Regions from separate parts of the Homo sapiens genome. Here region 1 is linked to region 2. Evidence: chromatin contacts called from ENCODE Hi-C or POLR2A ChIA-PET data. All regions are on one chromosome and are shown on one strand. The core of a region is the stretch at or near the end of the contact, and the rest is flanking DNA. Distances in the headings are between cores, read along the strand shown.

Region 1 (5,383 bases), core at 87-2,586, 470 kb after region 2:
GTCTATTCCAAAAGGCACCTTCTCTCTTTCCCCATAAAATACTTGGTAATAAAAGGATACTCTGTCACCTCCCAGCTTCCTGGAGTGACAATGGCAATGCTGTCATTATTAAGTCAAGAGCGCCCTCTACAGTTATGAGTCTAGATTACAGCTTACTATTAGCCTCGAACAATGTCTACTTTTGTGAAAAATTACCATCCCCTCAGCTCATGCCATCCATGATAAGCTAGTCCCACCAACTCTTTCCTGAAAACTGAAGGAAAATATTCAAAGGAAGTGACATTGGCAGCTTTCTTGGATGACTGAAATGTCAACACAAATGTGTCGGCTCTTTGGAGTAACAGTCTCCATAGGCCAAAAGGAGGATGGTCGGGTGTATGTGTGTGTGTACAATATACATCTATCTACTCACTGCTAATCAATATTTGATCTCATTATGTAACTGGAAAAAGAGAACATGTGTTTGATCACTTTGTGATTATCAAAATACTTGATATCAAGTCGGTGAAAAGTACTTCAAAAATGTAGAAGTTTATTATCTTGCCATAAAATAATAGAACAAAGAGGCAAGGGACTGGCTTCCATTGGCCCAGTGACAGCAGCAGGAGGCTAGGAGAAGCTCAACCAACAGCTGAGCAGTAGTATGGACGGGTTGAAAAAGCAATTGATATTTGGGAGGAAGGCTTTGACCAAAAAAGTGGGGAGATGGATGGAACCATGAAAATCGCATGAAAAAGTGCGAGAAGCTTTTTTAAAAATTCCCCAGGAGAGGGATTTTAAAAAGAATACCCAGAGAGAGGCGCCTGTGAGCAGCTGGAGAGGACAGGGAGGACTATTTGTCTAGGAAATTAGAGCTGTTAGGCAGAGCTGAACTGCCTAGAGAATGGGAAATCATAATTTGTGAAACGCTTTTATTGCACCCCGCCATGGTGGATTCCTTGTCCCAAATATTCTTACGCAAAATTTATTCGGGAAGGAGAAAGAAAGGGCATGCGAGTTCAGAACCTGTCTCACGCCTCTAAAACTTCCAGGCCACCTTCAGTACAAAGAATGGGGGGAATGTCCGGGCGAGCCACGGGAGGCGTTGGGGAGAGGGGAAAACGGATTCCTTCCTGCCGTTCTGCTTCCACTGATTAATACAGCCATTAAAAAATGAAATCTGTTCCTTAGACAAAATATGGTGAAACATTCCTGCGCGCTCCATCCTTGAAACAGATTTCAGTATTGGCCTGTCTTCTCAGTGTTTGTTTTGGTTCCTTCAGCCCACGCTGGAGTCCATGGGTTTTTTCCTTCACTCATCATCTCGCCTCCTGCTGCTTCAGCCGAGAATGAAGTAATAATTCAGCAAGCTGTTCAGGACTTCCCATCAGCCCAACTGCACCGCGCCGTGTTTTGAGGGCTCAGGCATCCTTGAACTCCACGGCAGAGCAAGCCGCGGGAAGGAACTCACTCATGTTGGCTCCCTTGCCTCAATTAAGGCAGTTTAGGAAGCAAAGTGAGAGAAGCACTTTAAAAAGCACAAGAATATCTCCTCGTGGGTCCTCACTTGCATGTTCTTACGAAGCCGGATTGTTCGTAGCCTACTCTGCAATTTCAGAGTGGTGAGTGGCTCCAAAGCAGCTTACAAGGAAACATAACTGTCACAGAGGCTAAGAGATTGCTTAAAAATAAATTACTGATTCTCTTTTCCTGAGAGCAACCTGCTGTGACCTTTGGAAGGCTTCTTTTGGGTCTTCAATTTTGCATCTGCCTGAGCTAAAAGGGATTGCCAGAGTCCCACTGTTTGGTTTATGACCCAGCTCATCCCTGTCCCTTGGAGGACGTGAGGACATGAGCCTGGCATTAGTGCACACTGTAAATGTGTTTGTGCCCAGAACTCTCTAGAATAGAAAGGTTTCCAAGTACTTCACTATAATGACTTAGTCACAAATGAATTTTAATATGCTAGAAGAACATGAGTATTTTGGATGAAAAGCCAATCTTTTCGTCCCCCCTTTTAAAATAGAAAGAAGCATAGCATCTGAGCTCTGTGGAAGGGACCATCCAAAACTAATGAAATACCATCTTAACGTAAGCACCTAAAGCAAGCATGTGTGCGCCATGGGGGCCTCAGTCCTGGTGGTTTCCTGGAGAAGATTTCACATGAGAGAGAAAAAGCTTCTCTGTTCCCTGATGCAGTGTGGATATTTTTAAATGGACTTTATGCGTTTTTTGTTTATTTGGTTTGGTGCTGAAAAATTAGACAAGGCACTCAGCTCTCTTCACATGACTAAAGTTTGAACTTGTGCATAATGAGTGCAAAATAGTGTCTGAAAATAGCAAAGAACAGAAGAGTAAGATGATCAGCGGGAAGGGAGGCAGCACGTCATAGGGAAGGCAGCCAGTACTCTGAAAAGCAATCCAACAAATAATTAACTGGTTGAAAGCCAAGAGGACAGTATGATAACAGACACTGATAGACACTAATTATAAGTGCAGTACTGTGAAACATGAAGAAATGATATGGTTAACAATCCTAAAAATGTTACAATGGGCAATGTAAGATGAGCAAGGAAGCTACAAGGAACACTCTATCGTGTTATATTTTGGCTGCTAATTTCTAGCAATAACACATTTATAATGATATGCTATTAACAAATTGACCAATACATCTTTTTTTTTTTTTTTTTTTTTTGGAGACAGGGTCTCGCTCTGTCGTCCAGGCTGGAGTGCAGTGGCACAATTTTGGCTCACTGCAAGCTCCGCCTCCCGGGTTCACGCCATTCTCCTGCCTCAGCCTCCCGTGTAGCTGGGACTACAGGTGCCTGCCACCACGCCCAGCTAAATTTTTGTATTTTCAGTAGAGACACCGTTTCACCGTGTTAGCCAGGATGGTCTTGATCTCCTGACCCCGTGATCCACCCACCTTGGCCTCCCAAAGTGCTAGGATTACAGGCGTGAGCCACTGTGCCCGGCCGACCAATACATCTTTTGAACCACTGAAAAGGTTGGCTGAACAGAAAAGTATTTTTGCATGTAATATATATGGAAAGGAAAGAGAGAGTGTCAGATTATAGGAAGAGTTACACTGAGTCAAGCCCATCAAGGTACAAGGTTGAAGGTAAGATCCCAGGTGAAAGCCAGGCACGGTGGCTCATGCTTGTAATCCCAGCACTTTGGGAGGCTGAGACAGGATCACTTGAGCCCAGCAGTTCAAAACCAGCCTGGGCAACCTAGTGAGACCTTGTCTCTACAAAAACTAAACAAAATTAGCCAGCAATGGTAGCTCTCACCTGTGGTCCTAGCTACTCAGGAGGCTGAAGTGGGAGGATCACTTCAGCCGGGCAGGTCAAGGCTGCAGTGAGCTGTGATCATGTCACTGTACTCTGTCTCAAAAAAAAAAAATAAAAGTGTTCCTACTTCTCCACATCCTCTCCAGCACCTGTTGTTTCCTGACTTTTTAATGATTGCCATTCTAACTGGTGTGAGATGGTATCTCATTGTGGTTTTGATTTGCATTTCTCTGATGGCCAGTGATGATGAGCATTTTTTCATGTGTTTTTTGGCTGCATAACTGTCTTCTTTTGAGAAGTGTCTGTTCATGTCCTTTGCCCACTTTTTGATGGGGTTTGTTTTTTTCTTGTAAATTTGTTTGAGTTCATTGTAGATTCTGGATATTAGCCCTTTGTCAGATGAGTAGGTTGCAAAAATTTTCTCCCATTTTGTGGGTTGCCTGTTCACTCTGATGGTAGTTTCTTTTGCTGTGCAGAAGCTCTTTAGTTCAATTAGATCCCATTTGTCAATTTTGGCTTTTGTTGCCATTGCTTTTGGTGTTTTAGACATGAAGTCCTTGCCTGTGCCTATGTCCTGAATGGTAATGCCTAGGTTTTCTTCTAGGGTTTTTATGATTTTAGGTCTAACGTTTAAGTCTTTAATCCATCTTGAATTGATTTTTGTATAAGGTGTAAGGAAGGGATACAGTTTCAGCTTTCTACATATGGCTAGCCAGCTTTCCTAGCACCATTTATTAAATAGGGAATCCTTTCCCCATTGCTTGTTTTTCTCAGCTTTGTCAAAGATCAGACAGTTGTAGACACGCGGCATTATTTCTGAGGGCTCTGTTCTGTCCCGTTGATCTATATCTCTGTTTTGGTACCAGTACCATGCTGTTTTGGTTACTGTACACATGGACACAGGAGGGGGAACATCACACTCCGGGGACTGTTGTGGGGTGGGGGGAGAGGGGAGGGATAGCATTGGGAGATACATCTAATGCTAGATCACGAGTTAGTGGGTGCAGCGCACCAGCATGTCAATGTATACATATGTAACTAACCTGTACATTGTGCACATGTACCCTAAAACTTAAAGTATAATAAAAAAAAATTAATAAAAGATCCCAGGTTACTCCCCAGATGCAAAGACCCTATAAAGCCTTCCTAAAATAACCAGTCTTATCATCTCAATTGGCTGATGCTTAACGTGCAGTCAACAATTTTTTTTTTTTTTTTTTTTTTTTTTAAGAGACTGAGTCTCGCTTTGTTGCCAGGCTGGAGTGCAGTGGCATGATCTCGGCTCACTGCAACCTCCACCTCCCAGGTTCAATTGATTCTCCTGCCTCAGCCTCCCAAGTAGCTGGGACTACAGGTGCGTGCCACCATGCCTGGCTAATTTTTCTATTTTTAGTAGCAACGGGGTTTCACCATGTTAGCCAGGATGGGCTCCATCTCCTGACCTCATGATCTGCCTGCCTCAGCCTCCCAAAGTGCTGGGATTACAGGCATGAGCCACCGCGCCTGGCCGCAGTCAACACTTATTTCATCTTTAGCTTTATTGGCAACATTAGGGACTGTCAAAAGTTTGAATATGTCTTAAATTGAAAGCTCCAAAGGGCAGGAAGTCTGACTTCCTGGTTCACTTGTCAATACCACAGAACTACCATAGGTAAGTTTTTCCAACAATGTATTTTCTGTCACTTTTTGTTTTTCAGTTTGTTTGTTCGTGGTATGTAGGTATGCATTTTGCAGACAATGAGAGCAAACATTTACTGAATGCTTGCTGTGTGCCAGGCACCATCCTAAATTCTGTGCACACATTACCTTATTTAACCCTCACAGTAACCTTCATGGGGAGGTACTATGACCACCTCCCTCTTTGCCAGCTGAAACGACTGAGGCACACAGAGGCTAGTAAGTCTGCCACTCCTCATCTCTATCAAGTTCCAATTCCAACTGCTGGCAGAAATTACACTCCTAGCTAACTCCAGGTACGTTAGCAGTTTCAAATTTAAAAACAGTTCAGCATTTCCTCCTCCTCCTCCTCTTCTCAAGGTCGTTTCTAAGCTCTTGGGGACTTGTGTAGCACTGTGACACCCGGAAAAGGCATCTCCTCCCTTGTGGCCATC
Region 2 (5,366 bases), core at 261-2,760:
GGGAGTTGAACAATGAGAACACATGGACACAGGGTGGGGAACATCACACACTGGGGCCTGTTGTGGGGTGGGGGGCTAGGGGAGGGATAGCATTAGGATAAATACCTAATGTAGATGACGGGTTGATGGGTGCAGCAAACCACCATGGCACGTGTGTACCTATGTAACAAACCTGCCCATTCTGCACATGTATCCCAGAACTTAAAGTATAATTAAAAATAAATAAATAAATAAAAATTTTTATTTTTAAAACACTATTCTGAATGCTGTGGAGAATATATGGAGTTGGGTGTAAATGGAAGGCATGAGAAAGGATGTGGAAATGCTGGTTAGAAGGCTGTAATGGCAGTCCAGATGCTACTAACCCAGGTGTGGTTAAGAGTTAGCAAGAATTTTAAGTTTCCAAATCTACCCTTATCTTCTATTAAATGTATTTCCATTAAATGTGCTTACTTTATTAAAAAAAGAAAAAAGAAGAAGAAGAAAGAAAGAAAGAAAGAAAGAAAGAAAAAGAAAAGAAATCATCTTGTGCACGTGAGGCCAGACTCTCGCTCTCCACAGCAAACTGCAAGCCCAAAATCCTTTTTCTCCTAACTTCATTCAAAAAAATAAAAAAGAAATTTGGAGGAGACTGGGTCTGTGTCTGAGTGTAACTTACTCCTATTTAGGAATTGAGCAATGTTCTCTCTGAGCCTCCTCACCTCAGTTGTGTTTTTATTAAGTGTGTGCCTCCAGAGAAATACTAGATGTCTTTGCCTTTATTTTAGTGGTTTACATGATGCTGGGCTACGGGCAGGGAGGTGAACTCACTTGACCTCAGGCATCACGTGACTGATATTGCTTTGGTTCAATTGTTGTCTGGGAGGGATTAGGGATTGGGTGTGACATAACAATATTAATGAAAACAATGGCCATTTAGTTTATATAGATTCTTTCTTCCTGTGATTTCAAAGCAAATTTCAGGCTTAATACAAATGACATTGGAAAGGAACAAGTTGAAGACTTGGCAACGGTATCTTGCAAGAGAATTCATTCAGTAAGCACGCCCAAGCACCCACCACCCTCGGGATGTTGTGGTGCACGGAACAGTCACAGACCTGCCTTCTCAGGGCTCACCATTCTGTGTTCTTTCTGGTGACACTCACTTTTCCTACATTGGTTTTTTTTTTTCCCCAGTCAGGTATTATGAGTTTCGTACAACATCAGACTCAGCGATCTATATTCTTTAGTAGATCATTTCCAGTTTCCTCAACAGAGTTTGTCAGAGAAGCCTGGGTCTCAGCTCAACGAAGGCATGCTCTTGGAAAAAAAAAAAAAAAAATCAAATTAGTTCCAAAAAAAAAAAAAGTCTTTCGGGACCAGAGTCAGTCAATAATACTTAGTGGGGATGAGAGGGGCACATAGGGAAAGGGGTTACGTATTTACAAAGCCCTTTCTCTTATCAGGCACTCAGTTAAGGACTGGGAGAGTCAGTCTGTGTAACGCTGAAGCCCACCCCGAGTGGGACCTTCCGGAACCACCCTCTGCCTAGTGCGATTACCTCACTTCCCTAGGATGTCTGCTCATTTGCTGTTCCCAGCATCATTTCTATATGAGCACCTTCCAGCCAAGTCAATTAAAAAAAAAACAAAAAAACTCATTTCCCATCTTTGAATGAATCCTGAGAACCATCAAATGCTAATGTTAAACACAGTGGAGCTGCAAATGTTTTAAGGGGGCAGATTGGGAAGTGAGGAAGTAAGGGTTAGCCATTAAGAGTAGACTCAGAAGTTGGGGGGTCATGACGACTTTGAGATGTGGCTCATTTACACAAACCAAAACACGAATCTGCTAAACACATCTGGGAGGAAAATAAGACGTGAAAGGCAGAGGAGGGCACAGAGAACAATAAAGGAGGGCTCTGTGGGTATTTTGCCCTTTCTGTTAGTTGAAAAGGGCACAAGTATGTAAAAATATATAACTCAAAGACCCCAAGAATTTGTTACCTTTAAGTTCAAGTGACCCTTCAACAGATTTTGCTGAGATTCTCTAAGGATTTATGCCTGTGCTCCACGAGGAACAAAAATGTTAATCCTGCTATATGAACCAGCGAAATATTTGTTCGGCATTTTCCTCCGTAACTGACTTGTAGACACCCCACCTCCCCATCCCAAGCCCCATTGTTTTTGCTTCTTTAGGCTTCTGCAGCCAAATATCTAGAGTCCCATCTCAAAACTCAGAGAGGAGTCCCCTCTCTAGTCTATATGTGGTCAGATCAACTATTTGGGAAAAAGTAATCACTTTTCAGAAATTCTCCACGTTTTAACCTATTATATTTAGAAAAGAGGCAATAAGAAAATTTCCAACAGCTCATGAGATCCAAACATTTTTCTTTCTTCACTGTTAAAGATTTATTTCAACCTGTTTTACGCAAAGATGAGTATTAAGAATCACAAAAACCTATCACTTCCTTAAATACCAAAAATTATTTTTCAATCCCCAACCTCCACTATGACATAATCTATATAAAAGGAAGGCAAGCCAAAGACATTCCAGAGGAAAAGTTAGCTCTGCACTTTTAATTATCTTCTGGTATTTCCTTTTTTTTTTCCCTTAAAAGGCTTAAATAAACTCACCAGTGTTTAATTTTTCTAGTGTTTCTCAAAATTATTGCTACAGCTTATTAAAATTGGGTAACATAATTTCTGTTCCCAGTTCTTCTCTGTGTCATCCAAATCCAACAAGAAATAAATAGTGTTGCTCTGAACAGAATTTTTTACAATGGATTGAATTTCATCTAAAAGCATGTAATTCTGCATAGCCAGAAGCAGTTTCTAATCTTTATATATAGGAACTTACAAGGGAAAGAATTCAAAGCCATGGGATTAAGTGAAAAATGTGAATGAAGAACCACAAGCCCCTGCTCAGCTGACACCAGAAAAGCTCTGTAATGTTTTCTGAGTTAATCATTGCTACGGGTGGGAAAAATTGTGGAATATGCCTAATAGGTCTTGTAGGTCATTATTTACTGAAATGCTACATTGGGTGGTTATTTCTTTTTAAATACTAATAACCTAGAAAGCCTGGCCTCATTCAGCAAGAGGGTCAGCACAGAGGCATCTGATTAGTGTCAAAAATGACTGCCTCTCTTTAGTAAAGGAATTTCCTAAAGGAAACATAATTCACAATGACAAATGTTGGCATTTTTAGAATTACAAACATTACCTACAACTTGAATTCAGGTTATGAACCCACTGGACAAAGTTCAGTGATTGTTTAGTAGCTAGCAGATGAGTTCCAGTTTAAAAAAAATGAGCACGTACGTAAAACTATAAATAAAGATAACAAAAGTCTCTAATACTCAAAATGAAAAGCAGTTTTGAGTTGTTTCCCAGTGTATATCTGAACTGACTCTTTCGGCTGTACTTTCTCAAACTTAATGAAAACTGGTAGTAGAAGGAGGGAAATGTCTGACACTGGCGAATAAAATTTTCCCATTCTAATTACTCATTTATTAAGCATATGAATTCAATTTCTTAGCTGCTTTTAGTTTGAGGGACATAAAAGTGTTGGTGTCCATTTCAAGATGATAAACTCGCCACTAATATGGTCACATGGCTGGGACCGGCTTGCTGCTCAACATTTTCTTCTTAAACAAAGACATACACAATAAGAAAATTACTTTAAAAACCATTACTTATATGTTTATAATTAACTTATTAGTAGACGTTACTGAAGAAAGAAACCCTTTGAAGTTCTCCTCAAGCATCTTTAGAGTCATCTGAGTGTCAACACACTCTATTTATGACACTCGTAATTTTAGAGGTACATTGTACACATGTAACATGCACAGGGTGTCTGCTGGCTTAAATACGTTCCTCTGGTAGATGATTATTTTACACATTGTCTGATATTGTAGATACAATGAACTATGTGGTTCAGAAAATTGTATGCATCTTTTTTTCTTAATGTAAGAAAAATTTAAAATAGAACATATGAAATATTAATTGCAAACACAACACTTATAACTCCTATTTTATTATATATTGTGCATTTCTAATTGATATTTCAGCTAAAAAGCACCTTTGTGTGATATACTTTGTGCTCAGTATATTAATCAATTTTTATTTACTGTACAACTTCAAAACTATCTTAATATAATTTTTTTAACCAGAAAGGAATTTGAAATCTGAAAGATGGTTCTAAATATTTTATGTCTGCAACAATACAAAAGGGGAAGTTTTAATTCTTAAAACTCAAGAAACTATTGTAACTGAAATGAGAAACAGATAGATACTGTACATCAAACTTGTTCTCACAGGTGTGCTTTCTTAATGTTAAAATACCCGTGTGAATTTTTAGTTTCCCATAATGTAATGGGAGACAATAAATTCTGAAGTTACCCCATTTGCCTTTAGCCCTAACCACAGAAGAAGTAACCTCTTGTCTATTTAGATTTTCTGAGTATACCCACGTCCTTCTGTGTGTCATAGCAAAGCAAAGGTTTGTGTTGCGAGCCAGAGCTTATTGCAAGATCAAAGCTCTGGGCCACTCACAATAAAATAAGAGGGTAAAGCCCAAAGAATCAAAGAAACAAAGGAAACGTTTAGGAGATAAGGATCAGTCTCAGATATATGACATTTCATCCAGATCAGATCCTGTGCAGAAGTTCAATTCAAAGTTCATAAGACAAAAATACAAAGCAATAAGTTTGAAGACTTGGTTGATTCCCTTTATCTGCATGTCACTGATTCTGATTTTATTTCCATTTTTTAGAATCGGAGAATGCCATTTGCTGAATAATGGAACTCATCTCATGTTTTAAAATCCTATGTGCATATAAGGTTGTGTGCGGATACAAGGTTATTTTTTTCATTGAAGTACCTCCAACCTAAAGCTCAGAAACAGGTGTGATATAGCACTCCTATAAAAGGTAAAAAAAAAAGAGTTTAACTAAAATTCCATTCTCTGATTATTTTGCTCTATTGGGTTAATACTAATGGAAGTCTTTACAAAATGTTAAATACAATTTTTTAAGATAAATACAAAAATGACATATGCTTATGTCAAAATGACAAGTACTTAAATTTCAAATTTTCACAGGAAATAAAATATAGATAAATATGCTTTGGGAAGGTATTTCAAATACTGTATTATGTCAACTGATTTAATGGCTTACTGAATGAGTCACTTGAACACAGTTCTAAAGCATGTTAATTCTGTTCTAGAAGTTCAAAATATGTTTTTAGAATGTATAATTTTGATTATTTTACTGTATACCCAAATATTAAAATATTCTGAGCTGCATGTGAACAATAAAAAGTCATTTCACAAAATTTGGAAAAATCTTTCCAAGTCATTGTTTTTCAAGATTCTATATAGCTTTA

The links. A loop is a pair of places that touch in the nucleus more often than their neighbours do. ChIA-PET counts read pairs that join two places held with the same protein, here RNA polymerase II (POLR2A). Pooled maps may share reads with other maps.
Region 1: a pooled map of gastrocnemius medialis shows a loop between it and region 2 (2.1-fold over the local background). The contact joins two enhancer-like sites. A Hi-C loop is called at or near these places in 1 of 168 maps with a recorded cell type or tissue (Caco-2) and 1 of 50 pooled maps. POLR2A ChIA-PET finds 5 or more read pairs at or near these places in 1 of 52 experiments (OCI-LY7).

The regions. Positions count from the first base shown.
Region 1 is chr14:54,348,071-54,353,453 of GRCh38, forward strand. No RefSeq gene overlaps it. Among named protein-coding and RNA genes, the nearest start is that of CDKN3, 46 kb to the right of the region's middle. Within about 2 kb of position 1,337, at least 12 of the 41 ENCODE cell types and tissues checked have a DNase peak (open chromatin) inside an H3K27ac peak, as active enhancers do.
Region 2 is chr14:53,878,426-53,883,791 of GRCh38, forward strand. LOC107984676 (a long non-coding RNA gene) reads right to left here. Exons shown (of 4, transcript XR_001750978.2): 3 at 1,146-1,299. Among named protein-coding and RNA genes, the nearest start is that of LINC02331, 30 kb to the left of the region's middle. Within about 2 kb of position 1,511, at least 2 of the 41 ENCODE cell types and tissues checked have a DNase peak (open chromatin) inside an H3K27ac peak, as active enhancers do.